7 separate regions of the Mus musculus genome follow, and all the other regions are linked to region 7. The links are chromatin loops, found by intact Hi-C in ENCODE. Cell type or tissue: left cerebral cortex. All regions are shown on one strand.

Evidence for each region. A loop is a pair of places that touch in the nucleus more often than their neighbours do. Peaks named below come from ENCODE experiments on the same cell type or tissue, not always from the same donor. Only the 100,000 strongest peaks of a DNase experiment are listed, where the experiment ranks them.
Region 1: it touches region 7 in a loop (2.8-fold over the local background); 6 of 42 quality-filtered maps call a loop at or near these places.
Region 2: it touches region 7 in a loop (2.9-fold over the local background); 9 of 42 quality-filtered maps call a loop at or near these places.
Region 3: it touches region 7 in a loop (2.5-fold over the local background); 11 of 42 quality-filtered maps call a loop at or near these places.
Region 4: it touches region 7 in a loop (4-fold over the local background); 22 of 42 quality-filtered maps call a loop at or near these places.
Region 5: it touches region 7 in a loop (5-fold over the local background); 32 of 42 quality-filtered maps call a loop at or near these places.
Region 6: it touches region 7 in a loop (6-fold over the local background); 10 of 42 quality-filtered maps call a loop at or near these places.

Annotation. Positions count from the first base shown.
Region 1 is chr11:105,506,147-105,510,146 of GRCm38, reverse strand. It overlaps Gm35828 (a long non-coding RNA gene), which reads right to left and starts at 1,590. Exons shown (of 3, transcript XR_880249.3): 1 at 1,336-1,590. In left cerebral cortex, a CTCF peak has its summit at 1,873; DNase peaks (open chromatin) are centred at 1,546, 1,802, 1,995, 3,685 and 1 more place; H3K27ac peaks cover 1,976 bases.
Region 2 is chr11:105,462,291-105,466,290 of GRCm38, reverse strand. The region is part of intron 1 of Gm39417 (a long non-coding RNA gene); the gene reads right to left. Among named protein-coding and RNA genes, the nearest start is that of Marchf10, 7.6 kb to the right of the region's middle. In left cerebral cortex, no CTCF peak of the experiment used is centred here; a DNase peak (open chromatin) is centred at 1,538.
Region 3 is chr11:105,267,875-105,271,874 of GRCm38, reverse strand. Tlk2 (tousled-like kinase 2 (Arabidopsis)) reads right to left here. Exons shown (of 22, transcript NM_001112705.2): 18 at 2,080-2,249; 19 at 638-776. Among named protein-coding and RNA genes, the nearest start is that of Mrc2, 23 kb to the left of the region's middle. In left cerebral cortex, a CTCF peak has its summit at 1,538; a DNase peak (open chromatin) is centred at 1,525.
Region 4 is chr11:105,346,293-105,350,292 of GRCm38, reverse strand. Mrc2 (mannose receptor, C type 2) reads right to left here. Exons shown (of 30, transcript NM_008626.3): 21 at 3,969-4,000; 22 at 3,700-3,863; 23 at 3,465-3,573; 24 at 2,820-3,058; 25 at 2,526-2,694; 26 at 2,287-2,433; 27 at 1,867-1,986; 28 at 1,516-1,695; 29 at 699-725; 30 at 1-594. The coding sequence ends at 368. Among named protein-coding and RNA genes, the nearest start is that of Mrc2, 56 kb to the right of the region's middle. In left cerebral cortex, a CTCF peak has its summit at 2,332 (motif pointing left); DNase peaks (open chromatin) are centred at 2,325 and 2,893; H3K4me3 peaks cover 549 bases; H3K27ac peaks cover 518 bases.
Region 5 is chr11:105,361,421-105,365,420 of GRCm38, reverse strand. Marchf10 (membrane associated ring-CH-type finger 10) reads left to right here. Exons shown (of 12, transcript NM_172568.2): 11 at 863-905. It overlaps LOC115487808 (a long non-coding RNA gene), which reads right to left and starts at 2,576. Exons shown (of 2, transcript XR_003949780.1): 1 at 2,172-2,576. In left cerebral cortex, a CTCF peak has its summit at 2,405 (motif pointing left); DNase peaks (open chromatin) are centred at 1,315, 1,673, 2,229, 2,820 and 1 more place; H3K4me3 peaks cover 2,172 bases; H3K27ac peaks cover 2,458 bases.
Region 6 is chr11:105,456,914-105,460,913 of GRCm38, reverse strand. The region is part of intron 1 of Gm39417 (a long non-coding RNA gene); the gene reads right to left. It also overlaps a transcript of Marchf10 not described here. Among named protein-coding and RNA genes, the nearest start is that of Marchf10, 2.2 kb to the right of the region's middle. In left cerebral cortex, a CTCF peak has its summit at 1,931; a DNase peak (open chromatin) is centred at 3,192; H3K4me3 peaks cover 625 bases; H3K27ac peaks cover 1,368 bases.
Region 7 is chr11:105,589,815-105,593,814 of GRCm38, reverse strand. It overlaps Tanc2 (tetratricopeptide repeat, ankyrin repeat and coiled-coil containing 2), which reads right to left and starts at 3,829. Exons shown (of 26, transcript NM_181071.3): 1 at 3,566-3,829. In left cerebral cortex, a CTCF peak has its summit at 1,687 (motif pointing right); DNase peaks (open chromatin) are centred at 1,720, 2,449, 3,336 and 3,772; H3K4me3 peaks cover 2,740 bases; H3K27ac peaks cover 2,003 bases.

The DNA.
Region 1 (4,000 bases), 84 kb after region 7:
GCTGAGTAAGGCTGGAAGAGTTAGGGAGACCTGGGAGGAGAATTTTAACAAGAGGGAAGAGACAGCAAGAAGAAAAGTTACAAACTACAGAAGATGAGATGCAAACTGTTATAAGCCAGGAGGGGACTTGGGACCCACTAAGGATTCTGTCTCCAAAAGGCTACCCTGTTTGGGGAACTTGCTAGAAAGAATAAGGGAGAGAAAAAAAAAACACCTCAAAGAGAATGTTACCCACCTTTACTTAAAATATAGAATGAAAGATGCTGTTTTAATAGATGAATTTCAAGGAAAAAAATAATAAAAATTAGGGGCATTGCAAGTGATCTGGGGGGCTTCAGGGCTTCTAGACAAGGCCAGGTTAGAAGCTGGGGAGCTAACAGGGCACTTATTGCAGCTTGGAAAATTATGAAAGGATCCAATCTTGTGAAAATAAATTAGCTTATTAGAATTAAGAGGTATCCTCAAGGTTTCAAGCAAGTGGAAAGAAAAGGTTACTAAATGTATTGAACTCATGATGGGAGCTTGGGCGTAGTTCAGTTGTAGAGCATGTGACTAGCATGCACCAGGCCCTGTGCTCAGTCTCCAGCATTCATACACTAACCACACACACACACACACACACACACACACACACACAAAACCAAATGCAATGTCTGGCATTATCCTGCAAGAGGTAGCAGCACAACCCTGAAGATAGAAATAGGTTCAAAACCCTCTTACATAATGTTGTGACATCTGGTACAAGCATATTATCCTGAGGGAAATCTGATTGTCATAGATGACACAATAGGGAGGCCAATTGCATATTCCTAGCACACAGCTTTTAGCCTCATTCTCAGCATCACTGGGGAAGAGTTTGTAAAAAAAAAAAAAAACAAAACTGTATATATGAATGTATATCATCAAGAGCCTGCCTTGTGTTTGTTACCACAGCAGATGCATGTACAAAGATGTACATGTGTGTGTGCACGCACACATCATCTTTGGTCCTCAATATCCTTATACAAATGCAATTCCTGGCCTGAGGAAATGCTCAGTAGGTGAGACATCTGCTGTGCAAGAGTGAAGGCCTACACCAAACCCTAAGAACACAATGGCTAATCTTGGTCATCAGCTTGCGAGGCTGGTACTGTCCAGCGCCAAGTCTACTCCACTGTCTGTCCTTATGGGGAGGTCTCCTTATGGATTACCTCCATTGTCACAAACTCCAGAGGACTAACTGATCAACACTCCTTTAATCAGCCGCTATAAGGGCTTTGAGCTTCCCTGTCATAGAGAAATGAGGGCTGGTACTGTGTGTGCTGATTAGGATGGTCTCCATGCCCCGCCCCTTACCTCATCAGTCAGAGTGCTGGATTTGAACAAGACAGATGCGTCTTCTGATTCCTTAAGTTAGAGTTTCTCAGCCTTAGTTAGCTTCGTGACACTGCCAGCAGGATACGTCTTTATCCTTTATGTGAGAGTGTTGAGCTTCCTCCCTGCTCTACACCTACCAGATATGGATAACAGAATCATCCATGGTGCAAACCCTCAGCTGTCACTCAGAGGCACAAGGTCACATGCCCTTTCTCAGCACACTGACTCTGCCCAGCCCCCTCGGAATGTAAGGGAAGATGTGGCCAAATGACACCTGTGGGTGGAGTCTGGCTTTTCTGGTTTGAGAGAGGGAGGGACTGCATCACAGATTGCTGGCTTAAGACATACTTGATGTCCCCACGAGACGTTAAAAATGTAGAGCTTTCAATGTGCAGATGGCTCGCAGTGCTTAATTACAAGCTGAAAGCTTGCTACCATTTCCCTCCCTCTCCCTGCCTGCCTGCAGCAGCCCGCCAGGAGCAGTGGAGGCATGAGCAGAAAAGAGGGAGGGAGCAGTTGCCCTTTCCTGCATCCTTATCACACACTAATTATTTTATTCTAAAGAGACAAAGTAGAGACAATGTAACATATGATTCTGACGACAAACACTTAAAAAAAAAATCTGCCTGTTTTTCCTAGAGACCAGAGCATGGGATCTGGTTGCTAAGCAACTGGGAAACTGCAGACTCTTGTACTGGCCATGCTGGTTTTGGAAATGAGCCATAAAAGGAATTCCCCAGTGAAAAGGGATCCCATACCATTGCCTGGTTGCCATGGACACCATACATAAGTGATGGATCCTAGGTTACAGGCCCTGCTTAAGAAAAAAAAGATGTTGTCTCTGCTTAAAGATGGAATGGTAACAGAAAGATAGGAAAGCCTTCTTCTTTTACGTTCACGCAGACACGCCCTGGCCCCTTTCCCACGTGCTCCCCTGAAAGAGAACTCTTGACTCTAAGTGCCTGAGACATTCCATCCAATTTCAGCTCAGCTTTTATTTAATATGTTCCAGTCTTTACAGGAGTTGGAAGGGAACCTGAAATCTGGAGAGCAAATTCTTAAACAAGAAAAGATGCTTCAGTGGCAGACAGGCTGTCTGTCTGTCTGTCTGTCTGTTGTTCACCCCTGTCTGGGGGCCACACAGCACTAAGATCAGGCACAAGGGCAACTCTCTATAGTCACATGTTCTATGGGAATTAAAAGAAAAAAAATCAAGAGAGATTATCAGAGGACAGAGACAATAGCCGTGACTCGGACATGAAATTGGCTTGTCATGCAGAGTGAGGTAACAACAGGCCACTGCAGTTCTGCCAGAAATTAGAAACAGACTTCAGATAATAGGAGCCAAAATGTGAGGCAAATAGAAAGAAGCGGAGCTTAAAGCACAAAGAGATGTGGGGGGCACTGGACTTCCTATGGAAAACAGACGGGATGGGCCTCAGAGCATCCACAGCTGCCTCCTCTTGCACAGGACATTTGACGCAGTAGACCCGAATAACCTCTAAGTGTCCCAAGGAGACTGAGGTCCAAAGAGTCCGTATAAGTTACGGCCAGACATAGTTACCTTAAGTCACAAACATTGCTTGCTTTATAGGTTTTCTGCGTTGGAAGTCCAGAAGCATCTTGCCTGGGAACCCCTGACTTGGGATCTTTTATACAAGTACAGTGAAGATGCCAGAGGGGCTATAAAGAGGCTCTTGGGAGGGTTAAGAGCTCGGCTGGTTGTTGGCCAGCCACAGGTCCTCTGGCTGGTGATGGAAACTTGAGGTTCTTGGTCTGAAGTCTTGTTAGTCAGGTCATTTGCAACATAATGGCTGTGTTCCCTGGAGCCAAAAAGCATCAAGACAGACATTGCTTTCTTTTTTTAATCAAAACTTAAAAGTGGTATCCTATCAGTGTTATAATGGGCCATTTATTGGATTCAAGCCACAAGCCCCAACCCACACTGAGGAGGTTGAATTCCTGAAGGTCTGAACACCATGAGGTGAGATTCACTGAGGACTTCTCAGAGGCACAAGAACCAGGCACAATTCCAGGCAAAACCATGAAGAAGAGAGATAGGCCATGGGAGATGGAAGAGGGGTGAGTCCTGGCAACGTCAAGGAAGCCAAAGGCAGAAGCAGAGATAATGTGAGACCGTAACACAGAAGAGAGGGAAATGAGCAGGGAGAGGGGTGATGGGCTAAGGCAAAGGGTGTAAACTGTGAGACAGCGGGGAAAACAGGAAGCGGGGCAGCGGCTGAATGGGAAGCGAAAGAAGGAATCAAAAGGGAAAGAAGGAGGAAAGAGTAGAGGTGGGGGAAGTAGAAGCAGGAAGGGGCGGGGAGCAGGATGCTGGGCAAAGAACTTCTGGACAATGGGGACAGAGGGAGGAAGCCTCGGTGAGAGGTGGGGAAATGATGCGAGGGAAGTGCACGGAAGGGCAGAGAAAGGCACTAACTTTGCACTAACTTAGCCTGGTGCACTCGTAGAACGAAATAACAACAGCCAGGATAACAAGGACTTGCTGAGTGCTAAAATGTTCGTGTTACCTGATGTAGTCTTTATTGTCGGCCCACAATGTATATGATGTTATCTCTAGTGTCTCGGAGGTGAAGATATTGAATTTTAGAAGGATTAAGTCCCACTCAAGTCTATATACCTT
Region 2 (4,000 bases), 130 kb after region 7:
TACATAGAGAGGTATACACACATACACACACACAGATACACGCATACATGAAGAGAGGAAAAAATACACACACATAGAGATACACACACATACACAGATACACACAGAGAGATTCACACACATATGGAGAGAGAGAAAGAGATACACACTCACAGAGTTACAGAGATCACACACATAGAGATGCACACATACACGCACACACATGTGACAAGGAAAGGCTGTAAGGAGAGGCTATAAGTTAACAAACAGGATATATGTAGTAGATCAGGGCAGGACATAGGACTGTGTATCCATCCTAGAACTAGAAGTGCCTGATCCTTCCACATCTCTTCTCCTGTCGATTGATAACACACTTTGTTTGAATGACAACCTGAAGTTTTCTTAAAGACCAGACTAGGAATCATGAGGTCATAACTATTATTTCTGGTGATGAACTTCCTGGTAGATGTAAATAAAACGGCCCACATGAGACGTCAGAAATGCCCGCAGGTAAGCATGCATGCATACATGCATGCATGCATGCAGGTGCTGTGGCATGGAGCAGGTGTGAAGAGCTAGGGATGCAGCTCGGTGACTAACTGCTTTCCTGGTGTGTGACAGGCCGCCGTTCTGTCTTGGTACCATGGAAAGAACAGCAGGTAAAGCCTGTCGCAGGCCTGATGACCTCAGCTTGACCTCTGGATCCCACACGGTAGCGAGAAAACCAACTCCTGAAAGTTGTCCTCTGATTTCTACACCTAGATGTGGTAACACAAATATATCTGTAACACACACACACACACACACACACACACACACACACACAAAATAAATAAATAAATAAATAAATAAATAAATAAATAAACAAACAAATGTAATACTTTAAAAACCAAAAACACCACCCCCACCCCCCAAAAAACAACAACAAAACCCCTCTCGTGTGGTTTTCTGTGGTGCTTGGAATAAAGTCCAGTCCCATCTCTCAGAGCCTTATCACTTTTCCTCACACTGGCCCTCCGGCTTCCTGGCTTCCCTTGATCTCTAAGCTTTCTTTTGCCTGAAGACTTTCCCAATCTCATTATCTCCATCCCTGGAGTCCTTCTCATCCTTTAAGTCTCACCCAGCGAGACCATCTTCAACTACCACATTCCAATAGCTTCCCACTCTCCCCACCATGACAACCAATATTCCCCTGTCACTATTCCCTATTAGCAAAGTCTACTTACCACCTGTTGGTATTTATTGATTTGTGCGGACATAAATCATCTTTGCCACTTAATAGCCATTCAATAATTATTTGCCAACCAAGCAAACACATTTGGTATCCACAGCCTTGATAAGGGTAGCAAGCTCCAATAACCACACTTTGTTCTATCCCCTCCCTCCCACTCCTGGCTCTCCCAAGTCTAGTTCCCACCTGTGCCTGGCAGACACTTGCGCTGCCCCAAAACACCCTTAGCCCAGACGAAGGGGAAGTGAACTGCTGAGCTTATGTCGGGCAAAGGCAATGCAATAGGGGAGAAATGAGAGAGACTGGCTCATCTGCTGTCGTCTGTGGCATTACAGAAACAGCAAGAGAACCAAGAAAGGTTTCTGGGCTGGGGTTTGGGGGCAGGGCTCAGTGGGAAAAATCACTCGCTGGGCAAGCATGAGGACCTGAGCTTGAATCGCCAGACGTCATGTAAAGCCAGACCACAGTAATGCATGGCTGTAATCCCAGTGTTTCTAAGGGGAGATAGGAGACAGAGGTGGAGGAGTGCCTGGAGACTCTGGGGCCAGCTAGCCTGGAACACAAGAAGCAAACAAGAGAGCCTGACTCAAACAAGATGGGAAGTCAGGACTGATACACAAAGTTGTCCTTTGACCTCCACACACGAGCCATAGCATGTAACAGTCACACACATGCATAGACATCATATAAAAATGATGAGAAGAAGAAGAAGACAAGAGGGCAAGTGTCAGTGATGTTTTATGTCAGGGATGGATATCCATCTGTGCGCTCCCTACACCATCCCTGGGAGGAGTGAAGAGCACTCCACAGAGCTGAAGCTCCATGAAGCAAACATCTCAAGAGCAGAGCTTAGAAAGAAGGCTACCTCTGCTCCCCTGACCGACCGAACAACCGACCGCTCTGGGGGTTTTTTGTTTGCTTTTTTCTGGAGGGTGGGTGTTTTGTTTTGTTTTGTTTTCAGCTCTGGTTTTCCTCACTTGCTCTGCCCCTTTGCCTGAATACAATGCTATAGTATAGTCCACCAAAGTCCTGGACATGCTTGGCTCTTATGCTCCCTGGCTTCTTGATAAGCGTCTCTTTTGTTTGCTTGCTTTGGCCTGAGCATTTAATTTGTCCAGAAACCTATTTACTGCTCGTGTGTTTTTCTCACACACCCCCCACCTCCCCCACCCCCTACCCCAGTTCTGGAGATAAAACCTGAGAGCTTGCACTCACTAGGCAAGTACTCTACTGCTTGCCTAGTGCACTGTTACTCCCCATGTGGGATTCTTGCTGCGGTCGTAGCTTCTGAAGGCTGAGCCTCATACAGGCAGGGCTTGAAGATCAGCCCATAACTTGCACTCTTGGCTAAACATGTATGGCCTGAGCTTATCTGAAGTCCAAACAAATCAGATATTCCTTCTGGACAGAAGTCAAATTCTTTCCTTTGGTAACCATTTTTCAGAAATTAAAAAAAAAAGCAATATATTTGTTCAGAGTTCTTGTAATCAAATCCAATCTTACATCAGAGGCATTAATTGCCATAATGAAAGGCTCTGAATACTCCAAATCTTCCAAAATAGATAAAGCAATAAAGGTTTAATGGAACTTCTGAGAAGCATTTCAGCACTGGGAGATCCAAGCCGTCGAATGAATCTGTTTCCTCTTTGTAAGATAGTACAACAGGCTAGCTATGACTCTAACAGAGGGAAATTCTAAGAGCTCTCCTACAGGACATGCTTTATTAAGAAATTAATTGTAGGGCGTGTGCCAATCTCTAACAGAGTCTACTTTATTCCACAGAAGAATTGGATTGGGAACATCTGATCTTTGAAAACCCAACTGGCGTTACTAAGTTTCATATCGTTTCTGGATGGCTGCAAGCCTCAAATGAGATCCACCCTCCCTGTTAGAGAAGAGGTCTCAGTAAAAGGGGTCTCTGAAATGCAATCTAAAAATTAGCCACGGGGATAATAGCAATGTTTTAAAGACATAATAAGTCTTTGAAGGCGTTCTTTGATGTGGCGGATATGTACCTTTGGCTGTCAATGTACACCTGTAATGTAATCAACGGCCGTCAGGACTGGGTGTTGGGCGGCGGCCACTTACAAGGCACACCACCAGGAACTCGGCCTTCAGTGTTCCACTCATTCTCACAGGAGAGGAGGCCCTGATTATTCTACTCCCAACTCTGCGGATCTTCAGGTTAAAGCTGTTTGCTCTCGAGCCGCAAATGCCACTGCTGGGAATTTAAGCCAAGTTCTCTTGAAGCCATACTACACTGCTGATAGAGTAAATGGAAGAGGAACAGCCCGGTGAAGCTCAGCAGGAGGGGACCTCAATGAAGCATGACGTTGTGACGTCTCCAAAAGCTTGGAAGGAAATCAACCAGATCAGTTATCAGATGGAAATGCCCTGGGTAGGAGGAAGGTTATTCCTCAAGGTCTGCTGCTGCTGGATAAATCCCCTAAGAACAAACACACAATTCCCTTAAATCTAATTCAATATGCATCTAGTCTTCTTTAATTCAGCCTCCTGGGGATGCCTTTCCACAAGGAGCGAGCACCTTGCATGCCTAACAAGGGTCAGTCTGCCAGATTTATTCTCTGGGGGAAAAAAATTGATAGTAAGATCACTGAGAATCAGTTCCTAAATGATTGATTCTGAGTTAACAAAAATGGATCCCTGGGGCTGGAGAGACAGCTCTGTCGATAAAGTGTTAGCGTCACGCTTGTGGGGACCAGGGTTCAGATCTCCAGAACTCATACGAAAAGCAGAGCACAGTGACCCATGCTGTGGTCATCCCAGCAA
Region 3 (4,000 bases), 320 kb after region 7:
CAAGGTCACAATCACAAAATCACATGCCCAGGCACAGGTATGCTTTGTGACTCTCACTGTAGAAAGTACTAGTGAAAAGCCAATAGCAGGCAGGAGTGCTCACAGAACTGTGAGGCAGAGCTAGGTGGGGTCAGGTGACTGGGAGAAGGATGACACAGGGCTCAGTAGAAAGGAGTCTCAAACCCTTTAGGACATGCTAACAAACAGGAATATGAGGGAATCTATAGATTTGTTGTTTTGTTTTAGGCCTATCCTTAATTCTTGACTTAACAATTCATCATCCTAGAAACAAATCCCTCATCCTATTAACACAAGGAGAGGCTTCTACTTGAACTGTTAAGAATTCAGGGCTATTTTTTTAAGGCAACTAAACAACCCTGTTCTCTGCTGGCTTGTACAGTCAGCACTGTGTAATAAACACAGATCTCCAGGGGACAGACTATACAAGCACTCTCTCAAGGGTTTTCAAGAACAGAAAGAAAATAGAAGAAAAATTGATATAGAAAATCAAAGTACTAAAAACTCTACTTCTGTCTTAGCAGACTACATCAGGATTAATTGTTAATCACTAAGGAGTCAGTATAACAGAGCCACCTCCCCACCAGCCGATTTGGCAGACTTCCTCCCTGATACCTACCAATAAGTACCAGCTCCTTGTGACGTCAGCTCCATGCCATCCACTGAATTGTAGCTATCATCATCCATGATCTTGGAAAGACCAAAATCTGTAATTTTTATCTCTCCACATGCTGTACCATTTACTAAAAGGATATTACCTAAAAAGATAAAGACCTTTATGAATAAAATGAGACTTCTTTATTAAGAGAAAAGACACACAAGAAGGGAACAAGTGAATTCTAAATCTTTGGAATAAAACAGTCTAATTCTAACTTTGGGAGAATCCTCAGTGTCCACTGGAAATTTCTATTTTCTTAGAATTGCCTGTTTAATGTGCCAAAATCCACGCTGGGCACTGGAAACAAAAATGACCTGCCAAAGTAAAATATTACTTGTACAGTTGATTTTTTAAGAAGAAGAAGAAGAAGAAGAAGAGGAGGAGGAGGAAGAGGAGGAGGAGGAGGAGGAGGAGGAGGAGAGGAAGAGGGAGAAGAGGGAGAGGAGGGAGAAGAGGAAGAGGAAGAAGAAGAAGGAAGAAGATGAGGAGGAAGAGGAGGAAGAAGAAGAAAGAGGGAAGAGGAAGAGGCGGGGGAAGAGGAGGAAAAAAGAAAGAAAGAAAGAAAGAAAGAAAGAAAGAAAGAAAGAAAGAAAGAAAGAAAGAAAGAAAGAAAGAAAGAGAGAGAGAGGGGGGGGGGAGGGGATGGGAGGGAGGGTGGAGGGAGGGAGGGGAGGGGAGGGGAGGGGAGGGGAGGGGAGGGGAGGGGAGGAAAATATGTGGGAAAATTTCACATGAACTTTCAGTGTGCTCTCTATGCTACCAAGCTTAGAACAGCAATTTCAGGAAGGTGGGGGTAGGGGAATTATAAAGAAAACATTCTTGGGAATCAAAAATGGTGCCACAGCGCCACCTATAGCAGGAAAAGTGTAGTGACTTTTCTAGAAATAGAATGGTGAGTGGCTAAACTTAAAGGTCACAGCCAATAGCTCCACATAAAAGGAGACAGGCACACACATTTAAACAGACAAAAAGCGAGCTAACAGAAATATAAAGTAAGGGATAAAGGCTCCTTGCCTTTTCCTGATGCCTACTAAGTTAAATGATAATTTAAAAAGATAAAAACTGCTTGGGTCCTTAAGAAAATGAGGCAAGGCATATGTATACTTTATCAGGGAGACCTGAGACAAACTGCTCCATTCTGTGAGTAATGGGAAAAAGCCAAAATAGAACTTGCCAGAACAGCTGTTTCTAAATGTCATCATTAATTTTCCTGGTTCAGCACACAAGGTACTATTTCCCCACCCATCCCCCCTTTCCCAGCACCAAGCGGCCCAGGACTCTTCTTCCCACGTTACCCAGGCATCTACAGTGATAGACTGTTGGGTCTTCTTGGCTCCTGTCAAATTCTTTGACTTAATAAACTTAAAAGTCATTTAATAATATCTCCTGAAAGTTAGCCATACCTGGTTTGAGGTCATAGTGTATGATGGGAGGTTTTATTTCATTTAAGTACTTTAAAGCATTCACAATCTGCATAATAATGGATCGGGCTTCTTTCTCCGACATTAATTTGTGCTGTTTTAGGTAGAAGTCCAGGTCATTCCCTTCACAGTATTCTAATACTGTACAAAACCTGAAGGCATAAACCAGCATTTAACAGTGGAGTAAAAAGCAGATCAAACCACCTAAACCACTCTCAGCAGAGCTCAGGTCTCAGAGCTTCCATTCCTTCCTTTGTTCCTAAAACTTCTTCTATTCCTTTCTATCAGCTGCCAAAGGCTCAGAGGGCGAGACACTTGCTCTCTGGGAGATGAGCTTCTGCAATCTCCATAGTGGCATCAACTGTGCCAAAGTTCATTATGGCGCATTTCTTCTAAGAACACTGACAAGAACTGTAATGTGTGTCTAGTCACCCTCTTATAGCAGGGTCTCCTCTGCATACCCATAGCACATGTCCATTATTACACAGTGATCAATCACACAATTATCCTTGCACGTGTCCAATATAAGTGTATACACTAAGGAAGAGTCTAAGTTCTGCTCAGGTCTCAAGAACTAGTTGTATACTATGTCTGGCAGAAGACTACACAAATGTGTTCCATATGGTACGGATTCTTTTACTTATATTCATGCCAATATATCGCTCATATCCCCCATTTAAAATTGCACGTTATTGTTGGCACTACAACTAATGCATCTATCTCCCCAAGTATTAAAATTGATGTATGTTTCCTTGAGCTACTTGAATATTCCTGAGAGATATATACTTTTTAAAAAAATATTCCTGAGAGATATATACTTTTTTAAAAAATCTTTTTAGGTTATGGTTTATCAGTCAGGACTTAACCAAGAAATAAAAAACACTTGAATATTGAAGACAGAGGCTTTGATTTACAAGCTGAAGATCTAAGAAGACAAACTGTCCAGTAAGGCACCCTTGTGACTAGTTACAGCAGGAAACTGTTAGCACCCTAAAGCCAGAGGGTCAGAGGAAGAAGGTGGTGCTATTCGAAGTCAGGTCACCAGGGAAACTAGAGCTATGTGCTTACTCACTGGTTGAACCCAGATGAGCGCCCACTGACAGCTTACCAGAGATGCCCCCCAATGCAGTAGAAGGAAAGGAAGTAGTAAACAGCTATAAGCTGAACTTCAAGCCACACTGCAACTGACTACAAACACACACTTGCAGAATCTCAGGACTGAACAATAAACTATAGTTTTTATGACACCTAAAATGCATGGTAATGCTCTGAGAGCCTATCTGAAATGCCCATTCTTATCTGAGATGCTGAAATGAGTCAGACTCTTTTTCTTGGATATACGTCTACACAAGGGCTGCTTGTCTGAGAAAGCTTCTGGGTGGATAGACCAAACTCTTAGACAGCCTTAGGAGAGTGATGTAACATCGACGGGCAAGACCTAAGGTATCTTATGTTCTCCTGACTCAGGCCTAACTGCAACTAAAAAAGTTTTCAAACACTGAAATGTCCCTAAACCCTGAATAAACCAAAGGCTCTGCAGCTTACTGACCTTATTGCTATACACAGGATTATCAAGAGGACCAAAGATCTTACATTAATAATTTTATTTTTTTGATATTTGAAAAGCCTGAACCCTAAGATCCCTCCCAGTTCTAAAATCCTATTGCCCAGAAACCTGTATTCCAACAACCTGCGTCACTAGGTTGTCTTTCCTTTTGTCACATTAACCATCCTGCTTTAGGATAACAGGATGATGATGTGTGTATCAGCCTCTAGATTGGGCCTGCTAGTGGCACGTCAGCAGCAACTGGAACCAGTTCCTAAGGACTGACTGCTACACTCTCGGGAACACGGTGAGCTGGCTAGATACTGTACATAAGACTAACCAGAGTGTGATAAATAG
Region 4 (4,000 bases), 240 kb after region 7:
AGGCTCAGGGATCTGGGGAGGAAAAGACATGAATAAGCTCATGTCCCTTCTCATATTGCCTCCAGTTGCCATGGGGTCCAGGTCCAGGTGACACGATCCCAGGCCCAAGGGAAAGGGGAACATGACCCACTGCCAAGTCTCAGCCTAGCCTCTATGGTAGGCTGGGTACTCCCACCCCATGGCAAGCTATGCCCCCGGCACCCAGTAGCAACTCCCAAGGGTTGCCATCCAAAGACAACTGGGCTGATGGGTGATGGGGGCCTGCTGACCTGGGGCCCCTGCCTTACCCGCTCTGGCTCCACCCCGACCACGCCCTTGGGGCCCCTGCCTCCCCCGCTTTGGCTCCACCCCGACCACGCCCTTGGCTCTATTCTTGCTGTTCGTTCATTTCCATGTCAGACACCAGAATGTTCTTCTCGGTGGCCTCTGCGGGGCCAGAGTGGCTGCTGCGACTGTAGCGGGCCCCCTCGAAGGACCCACGCTCCGCACTCTGTCGGCGCCGGTAGAGGATGAGGGCTGCCGTCATCAAGGCCAGGAGGAGCAGCACCGCTGTCAGCACCACCACCAGGGCAACCGGGCTCTCGGGGAGGGCTGCTGAGATGGAGGTGGGGAGTTCACATCAGGCCCCAGTCATGACCACAGGGACAGAGGAGCCAGCGAAAGAACCAGGCCGGGGCTCGCTCATTCCCTCCACTCACCTGATGGCAAGAAGCTGTTCTCTTCCACTGTAGGAGAGGAGAGAGCCAGAGAATCACAATCAGTCCTCACAGAAATCATAGTCACAATTTAAATAAGTGCCTGTGAACTGCTTTGTGAATGTCACCTTGCAGAGTCACTGAACCTCCCAGGACTCTAGGACCTGGCTTCTACTATTTCCGTTCTATATATGAGGAAGCTGATGGGACAGGTGTGTGTGTGTCTATGTATGTGTTCTTATAGGTGAATATAAGCAGATACTTGTGAGTGTGCATGTGCGTAGAGGTCAGAGGTCAAGGTTATTGCACTGTGTCTTCCTTGATGCCTCTCTACCTCGGTGTTTTGAGGCAGGGTCTACCACTGAACCTACAACGTATGGATTCAGCTCATGGCTGGTGAATGAGCTCCAGGGGCCTATAAAACACAAATACACGTCTCCCTTTCTGTCTTAGGGTTACAGGTGATGGCACTCAATGTTGGGATTTTATTGGGGTGCTGGGAATCTTAACTCGGATCCTGGTGCTTGCGTGACTTTACCAAATGGACTATATCCCCAGGCCTCAGAGTCAATACGTGAGTGTCCAGGGCTTGACCATCCCTTGTCCCTAACCACTATAGAATGATGGGGCTTGCTGTCCTCTGGGCTTATGTGTACTTTGGAAAGTTGAGGCCCTGCGTCAGTCCTTGCTGCAAACTAATGTACTTGATGCCCTCCGGCCAAAGCAGATGCCCCTGTATATCAAGTAACCCTAGACCCAGCTGGACATCCAGCTGTGAGTCCAGCTATGGGCCCAGCTGTTGACCGAGATCCTGGCTTACCTCTAGGGAGCTTGCAGACAACTCCCATGGTGATGTTGGTACAAGCCCCGGGGCGCCACAGTCCGCTGCTGCTCTGGATCCAGTAGCAGCTGTTGTGGCTTAGCATGCTAGGGCCCAGGCCAGGGGGCCCCCAGTTAGAATAGTTCACAGCTGTGTTGTCTTGCCAGACCAGCGTGCCTCCTGTGGAAGGAACCCATTGGGAAGGTGTGGGAATGGGAATAGGTGGAAGGGGGGTTTCTAGGTGGGAGGCGATAACCACGATCCACTGCTGTACTTTCACAAGCCTGGAGACAGTGGTAAGCATCCCTCTTGCAGCCTGAGCCCTTCCCTTCCCGTACACAGAGCACCCACCTTTGGGGTTGAAGTTCATGCCCAACCAGGCACCTCGACTTTGGGCTTCAGCTGTCTGCAGGTGCTCCCAGACAAACACATTCTCCATCTCATCAAGAATGGACAGAACCGTCCCACCAGCTGGACACAAAGAAAGCCCATGTCAGGACAAGCAGATTCTCCTTATGGTGATAGACCCCCCCCCCAAACTACTTCCCCCCCCTCCCGCTTCACAGCAACCCCGGCACTCTTCTCTGGCAGCTCAAGTGCAAGATGGTGTGAATCTCAGCACTTGTGGACCGTGGGATATTCTGTAGATGACACAACATGGTCTGTGTATTAAACAGCGAGGGGAGCTTGAGATAAGTGCCTATAGGCAGAGGGGAAGTTCTTTCTCCAGGCCTCAGAGTCCCGGATCTGGGCTAGGCTGCTCTCACCCACCTTTCTGACAGCGCTGCAGCGCCTCCTTGTGGCCCAACAGCACCTCCATGTGGAAAGAATAGCAATGCTCCCTGAAGGGAATCCAGGACGAGTCAGCCAAGCCCTGAGGACAGCTGCCACGGTAGTTTATCCTTCGGGGTGGGGGCCCTGTTGGAGTGCAGAATTGAAGACGTAGCCCGAACATCTTCCCAGAACCACCTGCACCTGCGCAAGCCTTGGCCCTCACGGGTGGTACTCACCCCTGCTCACCCCACACACTGCCCCCTGCAGCTTGGTATCACAGCTGGTGGTGCGCCAGGTTCCATCCACATCCACGTAGGCACAGCCTCCCGAGTGCTGGGGCTCCTCATCTTGCCAGCTCACATAATTCAGAGGCTCCTCTGAGAGCCAGGAATACCTCCGTGAGCCCTGGGTATTAGGTAGCCATAGGTGAGAATAAAGGGAACATACTCTCAAGGTGGAAGGAGGAAGTGAAATCAAGGCAGAAGGTAGGGTGGGGGTAAGCGAGGCAAAATCTTGACCTAGGAGCCCACCTCCTCACTGGCCAGCCCGATCCACAGTGGTGTTTGCAGCCCCCGTGCAGCCTGTGTGAGGAAGGCTTGTGTGTAGGGATCGGGCACGTGTGCCAGGCTGGCATTTCGGCTCTCACACAGCAGGAGAGCATCTTTCCAGCGCAGTGGCTTCTGCAGCAGCCGGAAGGTGTGGTTGAGATAGGAGAGCTCAGCGCCCGGGGCAGGGGGTGTTGCTGCTGGGGATGGGCTTAGCGAGGGGTCTACAGGGAAAGGGGGCAGGACTCAGACCGAGCTCTGCCCCATCCACCCTTACCCCATTCCCAGGTATGAGACTAAGCTAGGGAAAACCAGACATCAGACTCAGAGCAGGTCTCCACTGGGGATGGCCAGTCGCCATCCTTATCAGTGAGCTTTCTATTTGCTAACATGCAGAAGGAGCTGGAGATGCCTTGACGTTGAACCTCAGGGGTTCTGACCCTAGACATAGCAGCATGTCACACACACACACCCCCCCCCCCCCCGCAGACCACCTGCTTCCCAAGCAGATACATGACTCTGGAGGGACCTCTATGGCCCCTGAAAAGAGATTCAATGTTTGGTTCCTTCTGGACCGGCCCAGAGCAGCTAGCCAGTGCAGGGGTGTCTCTGTGTAGCAGCTGCGTGTACCTGTGCCCTTCTGGCAGATGAAGCCATGCGTCTCCTCTGTGCAGCTCCGATCATCCCAGCGGCCAGTGAAGTGGGCTGAGGGGCTGTGCAGGATCACCGCACAGCTGGTCTGGGGGAAAAGGCTACTTAGGGGAACCTCAGTGGCTGCCCCATCTAAGGACAGCTGAGGCTGGAAGGGCGAGGTAGGGGAGAGGGGGACAGCGACAGAGAAAAGCACTGTGGTGTGGGTCCTCACCGGCTTGGTGCCACTGGGAGCAGGGCTGGGGCCAGAGGGCTCTCCTGGTGCCCAGTTGGTATAGAGCAGGGGTTCTTGTTCAATCCACTGGAAGTCCCTCTGAGAGGCATGCAGGCCAATCCAAAGGTCAAAGGTCACGTTGGGGAGGCTGGCTGTGATAAATGCTGCAGTCCCCCAGAAGAAAGGAAAGAGTGATGGGGTAGCCCCTGTTTGCTCTGCTGTAGCGAGTTGTGGGGAGACACCAGCACCTCCCCATAGGTTGACCCTACCTTGCTCTAAGGGGTTTGCAATGGTGACCAGC
Region 5 (4,000 bases), 230 kb after region 7:
GGGAGGGCTGGTCAGATGTCTGTCTGTCTATCTATGAGCACCTGCCACAGAATCTCAGGGCAGAGTGAGGTTGCCTGGGCCGCCCAGAGCATTGGCATCAGAGGTTAGTAGAGTACACCTGATGCATAATCCACAGGTTACCAAGACCCGCTATTCTAGACGAAATCCCATCCTTCCCCTGCCCCCCCCCTCCCCTGGCCACAGAAAAGAGCCTGTGGACAAGAAGTGCCTCCACCCAGGCCAGGGAGTTGACCGGTGACATTGTCCAGTGACATTGTCCAGCACCCCCTGTTTTGTCTTTAGCCTGTCACAAAGTCCCTGTTCTTCCCAGGGAAATAGCACCAAGCCCTCTGTGACAGGGCCCACATCCTTGCAGCCTGGCACAATGGCTCCCATGGAGTCCACAGCATTTCTTATTGTGGCATAAAATGCCATAAAGTCAGAACAAAGAGAGCCCAGGGCCTGGATGGGTCGGCAGCTTCCTGCCGAGCAGAGAATACAAGCGATTGTTTAAAAGCCAGTGGCGAGGCAAGTGGCCAATTAGCACAGCCTCCCTCCCCGCAGCCTGTAAATTGTGCCTGGACCATCAGAAAGGGATTCTGCTATTCAGATCAATTGCTGAAAGGAAGCGAGTCTGTTCACACTGCCAAATATAGAAGCCCGAAGCAGCAAAGGTGACCCGGGTTATCACTGCACTGTCCTTGGGACAAGCTGATCTCCATCGGTGCAGAAAAGCAGCCCTGATCCCCAGCACCTTGGCGAGTCACAGGAGTTCTAGGACATTCCGAGGCCAGGGAGGTACACATCTGTTCACAGCTGCATTGTAAAAACAATTCATGTCTCACTGTCTTCTCTCTCACAGTTGTCAAGAAATTACCCACAACCCAGACCGGAAGAAAATGAAAGTAGGTTTGGGGGTGCATCCTGTCCTGCCCCCAGTAAGGGTGCCTGCTAGGTTGCCTCTTTTCTGCTCCTGTGTTGAATCTATTACCCTGGAAGGAAGTTATGACCACCACCCAGAGGCAACATAACCCCACCAAGCTCGGGAAACGTTAGGCTTAGCTGGAAATCAATCAAGACGGCTGGATGTGGAGCAGATAAGATTTTTTAATTCATCCTGAAACCAAGGGAAAGGGTCAACTAGGCGGAAGAGAGTGCTTTCCTTGTTAGGTCCTCTGGCATCCAGCCCGTGATGGAGGGTTGGTTGGGTTTTTTTGTTTTGTTTTGTTGTTTTTCCTGCCAGGATCCTGCCTGGGATTTTCCTTCCCAGATCCTAAAAGCAGGCTGGTTAGCCATTACCAAAGAGAGCGCTCCTTTGACAAGCAAGCGTTTTGATTGGATTTTGATGACATTAAGCACATCAAGTGGGTCTGTTGGATTCAGAGGTTGAACAAAGCCAACAGGTCTCCAGCCTCCTTCAGACTGGTTTCTTATTCCATAGAAATTCCCCCTGGAGAAGATGAGCCTAATTAAAGCAGAGGGCTCAGAGGCAAGCTTTAAGGAAGACTCTATCCACAGAGAGAATAAGTGTCGCAGGGAATTGGAGGGATGTGACAACTGGGTCTCTCTGGGTTCTTCAAGGAGACAATTTACAAAAGCCTGCCCAGCCCTGAGAGCTTTAGGAGAGTGATTCCCACGCTGGCATCCACAATCTCGAGAACTTACCCGAAACACAGATTCCTGGGCCCTCCCACAGACTCCACTCCAGCGGTGGGGTGGGGCTCTGGAATGTGTCTTTCATGCACAGCCCACAGGCAGGGTTGATGCAGCCCATTGCAGGGATGCTTTGTGGACCCCTCCCCTACACCCCCCCCCCACACACAAATAAATACCTGACCAGAAGAGACACTGCACCAGTCCAGAGCTCCCCAGGGTGGGGCCAAGACTGCATCCTAGGAAAACCAGTTTGCTATTCAGGACACGCAGTCCTAGGGTGCCAGGCTCCCGGTGTTCAGAGATGGGGAAGGCCCTTCTTCATTACAAAAGGAGCTCTTGGAACCCCAATCCCTACGTGATGTGAGGTCCAGACCAACTGAGCGAGATCTCAGGGCTGCCGCCTGGGTGCTCAGAACTCGGCCTTGCCGCCTGGGTTCAGCCCAGGAAAGCGGCGGTAAGGTGTCTAAAAGACCATTGTGTGTCTGCCTGCACACACCACCTCCCAGGGACCGCACCTCGGCCAGGCGTCCGCGCACGGGTTCTCAGCGTGGCTTCGGCGAGAGCCTCATGATCCTACAGAGACGTGACAGGCAGCAGGGCTTGGTCCCCAACTGGGAGACCTTCAGAGGGTCCTGTCTCCTGGGCCCCGCCCCGCCTCCAAGATGCCCGCAGCGCTACCCGGTTCGGAACCTGCGGCGACGGGCGCGTCCGAGAGCGTTCGGCTGGGCAGGGGCGCCCCCTAGTGCTCCGTGCGACCGCTGTATCCGGGAGCCCGCGGGGGCTCCCCCAGACTCAAGGTCAAAGCAACAGGCAACCTTGGCTTCTAAACCTGCTGTCACAGGAGGCTGCTCTCTCTGGGAGAGTGTAAGAGCATCCCCAGGGAATGTTTAGAAAGGAATCTAGGCTGGCAGCGTGGTGGCCTAAGCAGACTGTGGGGAGTTCCATTCCAGGCTGCATTGTATAGTGAAGCATTTGTCTCAACCACCACCAACCACCACCACCACCACCATCACCACCACCACCACCACCACCTCCACCACCACCACTACAAAAAAAAAAAGTCTCCACAGAGAAGGAAAGAAGGGTATTCATTTCCTTCTCTGTCGCTCCCATGCAGATGGTCCCTCTGACTGTCTACCACTCATTTGCTGTCTCAGTTGGAACTGGCCCAGCTCCAGGATCAACTATTCACAGGCAGTAGGGCAGCAGGCTCTTTCCTGGAAATACAGGCCAAGTTCCTTCTATCTGCCCCCAGCCTACACTTCCCAGATACTGATAGGGAGGGGAGAGCCAATCCAGGCTGTACGGACGGAGCCCAGGACAAGAGGGACTAACACACGGACCTCAGTGACTGACCACTGGCAGCCCTTACCTTGTCTTTGTGCCAAAGCCACTATCAAGACAAAAGTCAGGTACCAGAAGTAGAACCAGGAGAGGCCAGCCTTTCCCCTGGGCCACATTCTTCCTCTTTGGTCCCTCCAGCTTGTCATGACTCACCTGCTTGGCAGCATTTGGTTAATATGGCCTGCCAGCACCAAGTCACAGCTGTGACCTGCCATCCCAGTTCAGTCCAGGTAAACACAGAGGTAAAGGACAAACTGTCAGGGCACAGAGGGTGGCACAAAGGGTGCCAAGCTGTCTGTGGCCCTGTGGTGCCAAGTCAGCCTTCTTACTGTACACCACTCCCTGAACAAAAGACCCCCCCCCCATCAGTAACACTGAGGAGAGGGCGTCTCAGGCAGATCCTTAGATGTGTGAGCCAACCTGTGACAGGGCTCCTGACACAGCTTCTCTGACAGCTGCTTCCCAGCTGGCCCAGATGACCGTCACCAGAGCCAAAACTAAGGCCAGGAAGAGGGCTCACGACCTGCTGATACGCATGCAGGTGTGGGGTGAACCCAGGCAAGCAAGAGGGCCAACTCCAGGATGCTCCCAGCTTTCAAGGGAAGTACTCTGTGGGCGAGAGGCTGAGAAAGCTGGAGTGGCCGGGGCCTCCTTGAGACCAGAAACAGAGCTGAGAGGGTCTGGGTGTGAACAGCCAGGTGTCATTTGCTCTGGTTCCCCCACACACTATTTATTCTACTGTGATAAAGTGTTTCTACATAGTCTGCAAACGTCCCCTCAAACCAAGACAAAAAGGAGCAACGAGAACAAGAGTTTCTCTGAGAATAAGGAGAACCCTTCTCCTGTCCCATCTGTTGTGCTCGGACCCTTCTGCCACTCCCAGTGCCACCCTGCCCTGCTCTTTGTCACCACTGTGCAGCAGGGTTAACTTGGAAACATCAGTCTGGAAGAAGACAAGGGCTCTACCTATTCAGCTATTCTACCTATTCTATTCAGCCTG
Region 6 (4,000 bases), 130 kb after region 7:
AGCTAGTTTTGAAAATTAGTCAGGGGCTGGTAAGATGGTTTAGTTGGCTAAGCCACCACATCTGATGACCAAAGTTTGATCCCTGGGACCCACAGGATGGAGGACGAGAACCAACTCCTCCAAGTTGTCCTCTAGGCTCCACACATGCACCACGGCACATGCTCTCCATCATACACAAAATAATATCCACACATGCACCACGGCACATGCTCTCCATCATACACAAAATAATATCCACACATGCACCACGGCACATGCTCTCCATCATACACAAAACAATAAAAAGTATTTTAGTTTTTAGAAAATTGATCAGCCGTATTCCCAAGTTATTCTGAAGGCCGACATGCCTTCTCACTTTCCCTCCTCAGGAAAGGGCTCCTTTCCTTGTTTAGTTTTGTAATTGTAATTTAATTTTATTTATCTATTATCTGTGTGTATGCATGTCACACGTTTATGGATGTCCTCATAGGCAGAAGATGGTGTCAGATTCCCGGAGCCAGAGATAGAGGGAGTTGTGAGCTGCCTGACATGAGAAACCAGAACTGAACTGGGGTCTTCTGGAAGAGCAGCAAATGCTCTTGACCACTGAGCCATCTCTCTCGGATCCTTTTGGTTTGTTTTTTTGAGACAGTGCTCATGTAGCCCAGGCTGGCCGTGAGTCTCACAATCTTCCTACTTCCACCTCCGGAGTGCTGGGATTACAAGATGCACCACCACACCCAGGGTGGAATGATTTTAACAAACAACAAGCATGGTTCGTGCCAGGCATGAGTGAAGGCAACACAATGACCTCAGCTGATGAAAACAGGAACTCATTAGTCATGGAAGACTCAAGGCAAAATGACCCTGTCTAAGCATTTCGAGGGAGGCCACTTGGCACAAAGCTCTGTGGCCTGTAGAAGCTCCTGATTGTACGCTTACAAGGACCTTAATTAGTTAGTAGTCTGTCCCCCTCCCTCCCTGCCTTCCTCTCTCCCCCTCCCCTCCCCTGTTTGCCTCTGTCTCTCTCTCTGTCTCTCTCTCTCTCTCTCTCTCTCTCTCTCTCTGTGTGTGTGTGTGTGTGTGTGTGTGTGTGTGTTAGGATTGGCTATTTCAACACCATTGCGTACCTGTGCCAAGTCCCCATGAACATGGCATGGCAGTCTTAGAAGAGCCTCCTGACAGTTTGCTCTGGATTAAATACTTTATTTCGTTGTTGTTTTGAAACCTCCACAGGCTTCACCTGAATCGTTACACTTCCGGTTGCCCTTTACAGAATTCTTAGATTCAAGTAAAGGATTTCTTGTGGCTTATTTGCAAATGCAGGTCACCTCGGTGATTAGAACCCATGACTATTTAAGCCCCTTTCCTCTCCTCATTTACCAGGGGCAAAAAGTAATGGCACTTAGGATGCTTCCTTCCATGGAAACTGTTTCTTCTCTCAGGCTTCCACTTTTCTCTTTGGCCACACTTGCTTTTTAGTACAGGAGCTGACCTGCTTTGTAATTTACATGTCAGGGTTAAGTTTACTCCTGAAAAGCTGACTGTCTGAATTGCTTTGTAGCTTCTTTAGGAGCTGATCTTTGCCACTGCCTCTTTCTCTCAAGGGCATGATGCTTTCTTCCAGGTGTGTTGGCACCTGTAACCTGTAACCCCAGCACTGGGGAGGCGAAGGTAGGAGGACCAAGAATCTGAGGTCAGCCTGGGTAATGCAGTCATGACCCGACCCCCTAGAGACCCCACAAAATAACAACAACAAAAACAAAGCAAAGGGGCTGGAGAGATGGCTCAGCGGGTAAGAGTACTGACTGCTCTTCCGAGTCCGAAGGTCCTGAGTTCAAATCCCACAACCACATGGTGGCTCACAACCATCCGTAATGAGATCTGACGCCCTCTTCTGGAGTGTCTGAAGACAGCTACAGTGTACTTACATATAATAATATAATAAATCTTTTTTTTTTTTAAGTATAGGAATGTTTCATGCTGAGACAGGTAACTTCTCCAAGCTTTGTACTTTGTGTTTTAGCAGTAAAATGTGCCTTGGAAAATGAAACTACCAATTAATGTTTGTCTTCTCTCATTTAAACCTCACAACAGCCTTTTGGGGGTGAAATGTACTTTTTTTTTTCCTCTAGCTCTTAAAACAGAAAATTAAAAATCCATATCTAATATATGCCAGTATGGTAGTGTCTTTTTTCTTACTTAGTGGGCAACATTAATCTGCTGGGAATGGGAGTCTTCTCCCGGGCTCTGGATCCATTCCTTGTCAGGAGTCCTTGGCTGTGTCATCTCTATTCAACTATCTCTCTTAGTCCTCAATGTCCTCCTCTGTTAATCAGTAATAATAATTATCACTAATTACCACTACTACTATCATCTCTGAGTTAGGTCCTTGGTCTCTAAGAAAAAGCTTCCCGCTTCTCATTTTACTGCAATCCCCACAACCCCCCTCCCCCCACACAGAGTCTCTGACAGAGTGAGGAGGTTTCCCTAGAAGGCCCTCACTTCCTCTAAGAACTGGGATTTCAGGCATCTGCCATCACATCCACTCTAAGGATCAAACCCAGAGCTTCATGCCAGACAGGCACTGAGCTACATCCCAGAAAGTGTCTCAAACTTGGGGGTCCTTAATTATAGTCCTTTGAACAGCAAAGACCATGGAAAGAGGTTCCATGGTATGTCTTTACCAGTCAACGATTTAATAGAGAATCTTTGTTAGCCGGCTGAGAACAAGACTAGAACATGGTGTTGCAGGTAAAAAGTACCTGCCACCAAGCCCGACAAGCCGGGTTTGGTCACTGGGAGCCACACGGTAGGAGAGAACAGACTTCAGCAAACTGACCTCCCCTTCCCTGCACTGGGGCATGTTTGCCCTCTCACACATCCAATAAAAATAAGATGTAATAAAAATCTTTAAACATACTAAAAATAGAAAATGGTTTGGAAAGGGAGAGCAATGAAGGTCAGATGAGAAAGAGCCCAAAACAAAGACTTCCCCAAGGCATATTTTGTCTAGACTCTGTGTTGCTCAAGATACGTCTTAGAAGTTGGCGTGAAGGTGAGAAGGAGGGTTTGGCATGTCCTAGAGCCGCAACTGGCAAGAAATGACTCAAGGACAAAACCAAGAAAGCAAGTCCTGGGGAACAAATAGGGACAGTCACAGTCCAGAGTCTGGGGCTCACTTCTTAGGCAGTGCTGGAGTCTGAGAGTGGCTTGTTGGTGATTAAGACATGGGACCTAGGCTGTTTACGTGGCACAGGGAGAGGTGGACCTGGGGTACGACTGACAGGGGCTCAGAGCGTCCTTGCAAGGTTCAAACATCAATCCAGTTTAGAGACCACTGAGTCCTAAATTAGGGGTGGTAGTGATAAGAATAGAAAGGGTGTCATACTGCAAACACAAAGCCACCACCTGAATGTGGGCTTACAGGGGCTGCATAGAAGTCTCCTGGACCCCAGACATGTGGAGACTCTGGGACACTGGTGAAAGTTCCAACAATTTCTATTGTCCATCTTCTTTGCTCTCCGCCCAATCTAAAATGCCCTTAGGTGACATCAGTCAGCAAGGTACTAAGTACCTAAATATGCAAAAGAAATAGAAGACTCAAGGCTGCCTATTAGCCCCTCAGTGAAAAATAAACGCAGCCTAGAAACAGTGATGTAAACCAAGAACCTGGTGGGCACTGGTCTAAACCTCCAAGCTCCTCTCTCCTGGAGAAGCCCGTAATGACTACTGTTAACTAAGAGGCTAGCTTTCGGGCTCCGTTCTGAAGCTGATCGGGTGCCTCCCTTAATTGTTTATTTCTGCTCTGAGGTTGGATCGGAACATTCTGCCTGAGATCCCTGTATAACAACCATTTCAAAGAGTGCAGTATCTTTTCTTCTTTTCATTTATTCCCTTTACTGTTTTATTTAATTTTTTTTCCTCTCCCATTTTCTAATCTTCATCTTATAAGAAACAACACTGAGTCTGGGCGTGAACACAGACAAAATCAGAGTGCCTATTCCTAGAGCATCTCTTC
Region 7 (4,000 bases):
GCAAACAAGGAGAGCGAGCATGACAGAAGTAAAAATCAATGGTGAGGGGCTGGGAGTGCAGCTTAACGTTAGTAAACACCAGGCCGTGGGCTTATCTCTAGCACCACTGGAGGAAAAAATATTAGTAACAGCCAGACAAGGTGGCACATGGCTTTAATGCTAGCACCATGGATGCACAACAGAATGGGTAAGTCACTGTCAACTGGGGCTACACATGGGGACCCTGTTTCAAAGAAGAAAAAGTCAATGATGGGAGAAGGAAATAACCAATTAAGGTTTAACAGTGTTGGTGGTAAATTTTTACAGTAAAAATGCAAACCAATTACAAGTAAAATATTATCAATAAAAATTCAGAGCAAGTATGATCCTATATCTCAATCAATTTCTTCAGTATAATAAATTATATAGTTTTACATCCTAAAAATGTTTGTTCATAATTAATATGTTTAATACCCATAATATCAACAAATGTATATTAAGGTAAAAGACTGTCTACATGAACTATGTGAGTCACAAGGTAACCAGAAAATATTTCTGTGAACAGACTGGTAGAAATAATTTGCAAATAAATAATTATCACAATCATGAGAGGTGACAGTCCACTTTCTAAAACAATCGAAGCTATATGAGGAATGTAGAGTTCACTGCTGTTCCTTGAGCTTTATTCGTTTTTGTAAATATTTCATATGTAAGGAATATCTATAAAACAATGGTTAAGTGCTAAGAAAAATCTGAGCAAACATTTGTTTGGAAAAGCTAATTATTCAAAAGATCCAACCCATTTTTGCTAATCACATTAAAACAAATAGAGAACATAAAATGTAAGTATGCAGGAGAAATAATTTCATCTTGATTTTCCAAATAAAGTTAGCAATAAAAATTTACTGATACTTTTTTAAAAAAATACCATGAGGTATATGTGTGTGTATCAAACTACCTGAATATAACTTTTGACCTCTAAAGATCCTCCTCAAAGAAAACATGACTATAAATGTGTCTTTAATCACATGAAAAGTCCTGAATAAGACTACTTACTGCTTATAATCACATAAAAAGAATTTAAAAACAAATTCCTAAAAAGAAGTATTTACTATAAGCACTCTTTGCACATGTGTACACAGTTTATTTGCTTTATGGTGGACATGTGCATTTAAGTACAGTATGCCTTGTCAGTACTAATTCGAGGACAATCCAGTATAGTGATGAAGGACAGTTAGGAGCCAGAGTTTCCAGCCAGAGTTTCTAAATTAAAACAGCATTTCCAATTCTCAGCTACATAATCTTTGGCAAATTAATCTGTTTCCATTTCTCCTGGGTAAAATGGAAATAACAATATATACCTCAAAGAATTTTGTAACTGTATAAACAATGTACAAGACTGTCAGGAAGTGTATGCTGTATAAATGTAACCTACTACTACTAAAGTAATAGAGTCCCATGTTCCTGAGCATTTTTAGCAACCTGAATTAACTAATATCAGATACTATTTAAATGGGACATCAAATCTAAGATCTGGTTAACATGTGTTCCTAGCTATGCACTTTAAAGTAAACAAGTGATTAATAGATCTACATAGCCACTCCAATGATAAAGAACAATCTGAAAAGACTGTTTCCCAAAAGTTGCAGCTATCAATTTCTTCCCTTACACAAGGGGGCAGTGATAACAAGGAAAGAACAGGGTTCTGCAACACCTCTTCCTACAGACAGTAGGGGGTGGCAGTGCATATGGCTTACAGTCAGAACAAAACAGGAAGACCCAACAGAACTGCTCTTTATTCTCTTCTGGCCCTCTTCTCTCTTTAGCCTCAACAGAGCCTCTTCAGAAAAGGCTAAATATCTTCAGAAAAGACTAAAGTTCAAAATTAATCAAGGAAAATCCAATTTCGTTTTTGAAGGAAATGATCCCTCAATGAATGAATCTGGAACCAGGGCGAAGCCAATCACTATGAATTTTCAGATTATCTGGCAAATTACTATAATAAGAACAACATTCACGCAGGTAATTCAATTTATAAGAATTCCAACATAACACACCAAGATATCATCAATAATTAAATACACCCTGGTGAACACATCAAATATTTCTGCTTTTGTTTCAGTTACACAGATACTCAATGTATACACACGTTATTTTTAATGGCTCATCTAGCTGTCTTTTGTTACTTTTGAAATTACAGTATGTTCTGACAATCCTCTCAAAACACAGATGTTCTTAGATGGAAGTCACAACGTTTTGTAGCATGTGGACACACACACACACTTAAGAGAGAAAGATGGGGTTGAAAGGAGGAGGAAGAGAGGTAAGGAACAGTTGTTTCATTTGTTTCTGGTTTTCCCTCACATCCCGAAGACAATTTACCTGGTAAATGCTACAAGGAACACTAACTACATTGACAGTATCCATGTTGCTGCATTTTATGCCAATTTACTGTATAGCGTTTTTATCTTATCTCACCATCCCATCTCAAGAGCTAAAACATACCAGAATATTCCACTATTGCCAGGCTCTGTAATTAGCCACTGCCATAGCTTTTGGCTCCAACCCTTCAAAATGCCTGAAAATTTATCCCTTTTGTTCACCATATTGTTCTGTTTTCCTTGTTCCACTTATTTTCACCTGTAAAAAAGCCAAGGCAGGGACACATGAAAAATCGTTCCCTTTGCCTAACGATCCTGAACACACAATTACAGTCAGGGTGCTTGGCTTGTTTGTCTTTTTTTGTTGTTTGTGTTTTTCTTTTTTTTCTTTTTTCCTTGAGAGGAGCAGAGGAGAGAGTGAAAGACATCCAATCTTTTCCTAATGCTAATGACCATTGTTTATGTTTTCTGGGAAACATTTTAAACATTCCACACCTGGAATAGAGAGACAGGCTACAATTGCATGGATGCTCTACATGTTGATGACAAAATCTGAAATCATTTTAGCCCCATTTTTTTCCTTTCCCATCTCACAATCAGACAATCTTTTTTTTTTTTTTTTTTTTTTGCTTTCACGTGGGTACTTTCCCCATGTCAAAAATCGCAGCTCCTCTCGATCTCCTACGACAGAATATGTAGCAAAAGCCCCATTAGTCTTTTATTATAGTACACCTCCTTCCCCAAAGGAATTATTCATGTTCCTAATAACACTTCTACCATGCATTTCTACGCCACAGAGGCCAGCCCATCCTGTGCCTTTACCTGGCACATTTCACAACTACTTTTATGCTGCATTCAGGGACACATTTTGCAACTCGTTCTGCACCACATTCCTTGCCACGTTTAGCAATCTGCCTCGCATCTCATCCCGGTCCCCGTCATCCAAAGACCCTCCAGGTACCAAATACCAAGACCAACCTCGGTGACAACCAAGTGGTAGACCCCGGAGCCCTCCGAAGCCGCCCTCGGTCCCACATTCATTCGGAGGCAGCCTGCCTTCCCCACGCCTTCGACACCGGAGGCACTTCACTGTCCGTTTCCCAGTCTCCCTGCTCGCCCCAGCCCCCGCAGCTGAGGCGTCGCAAGCGAACGCCCCTGTCACCTCACCCTCACCGACCCTTCTTCCCTGCTCGCCCAGCCCTTACCTGCCGTTCTAAGGGGCGCGGCGCACCTCGGGGTCAAGCCCGCGTGCCAGTGGTCTCCGGTGAGGACCGCGCCGCCCGCGGACGCCCCACGGAGGATCCGCACCTCAGTCGGGCTCGGCGGGGCCTCGCGGCCGGCGAGCGCTGGCAGCCCGCTGCGGTCCTCCTGTCAGCGGCGGCGCGGGGGGGACAGGCTCGCCCCTCAGCACCGCGGCGGCGGCGGGCGCCTCGCTCCGCCTCGCGCGCGGCACAGCCGGGAGGTGAGCGCGAGGGGGATGGGAACGGGGGCGGGGCCGCCCGAGGAGGCGCGCGGGGCGGCGGAGGGAGCGCGGCGCCTGCCGCCTGGGGCCCCGCGCTAGCGGCGCTCGCAGCTGGCCGCGCTGGGCGGGCGGGCGGCTGGCGCGAGGCGGCTGTGGCCAGCGGGCCCCGCCGGAGCAG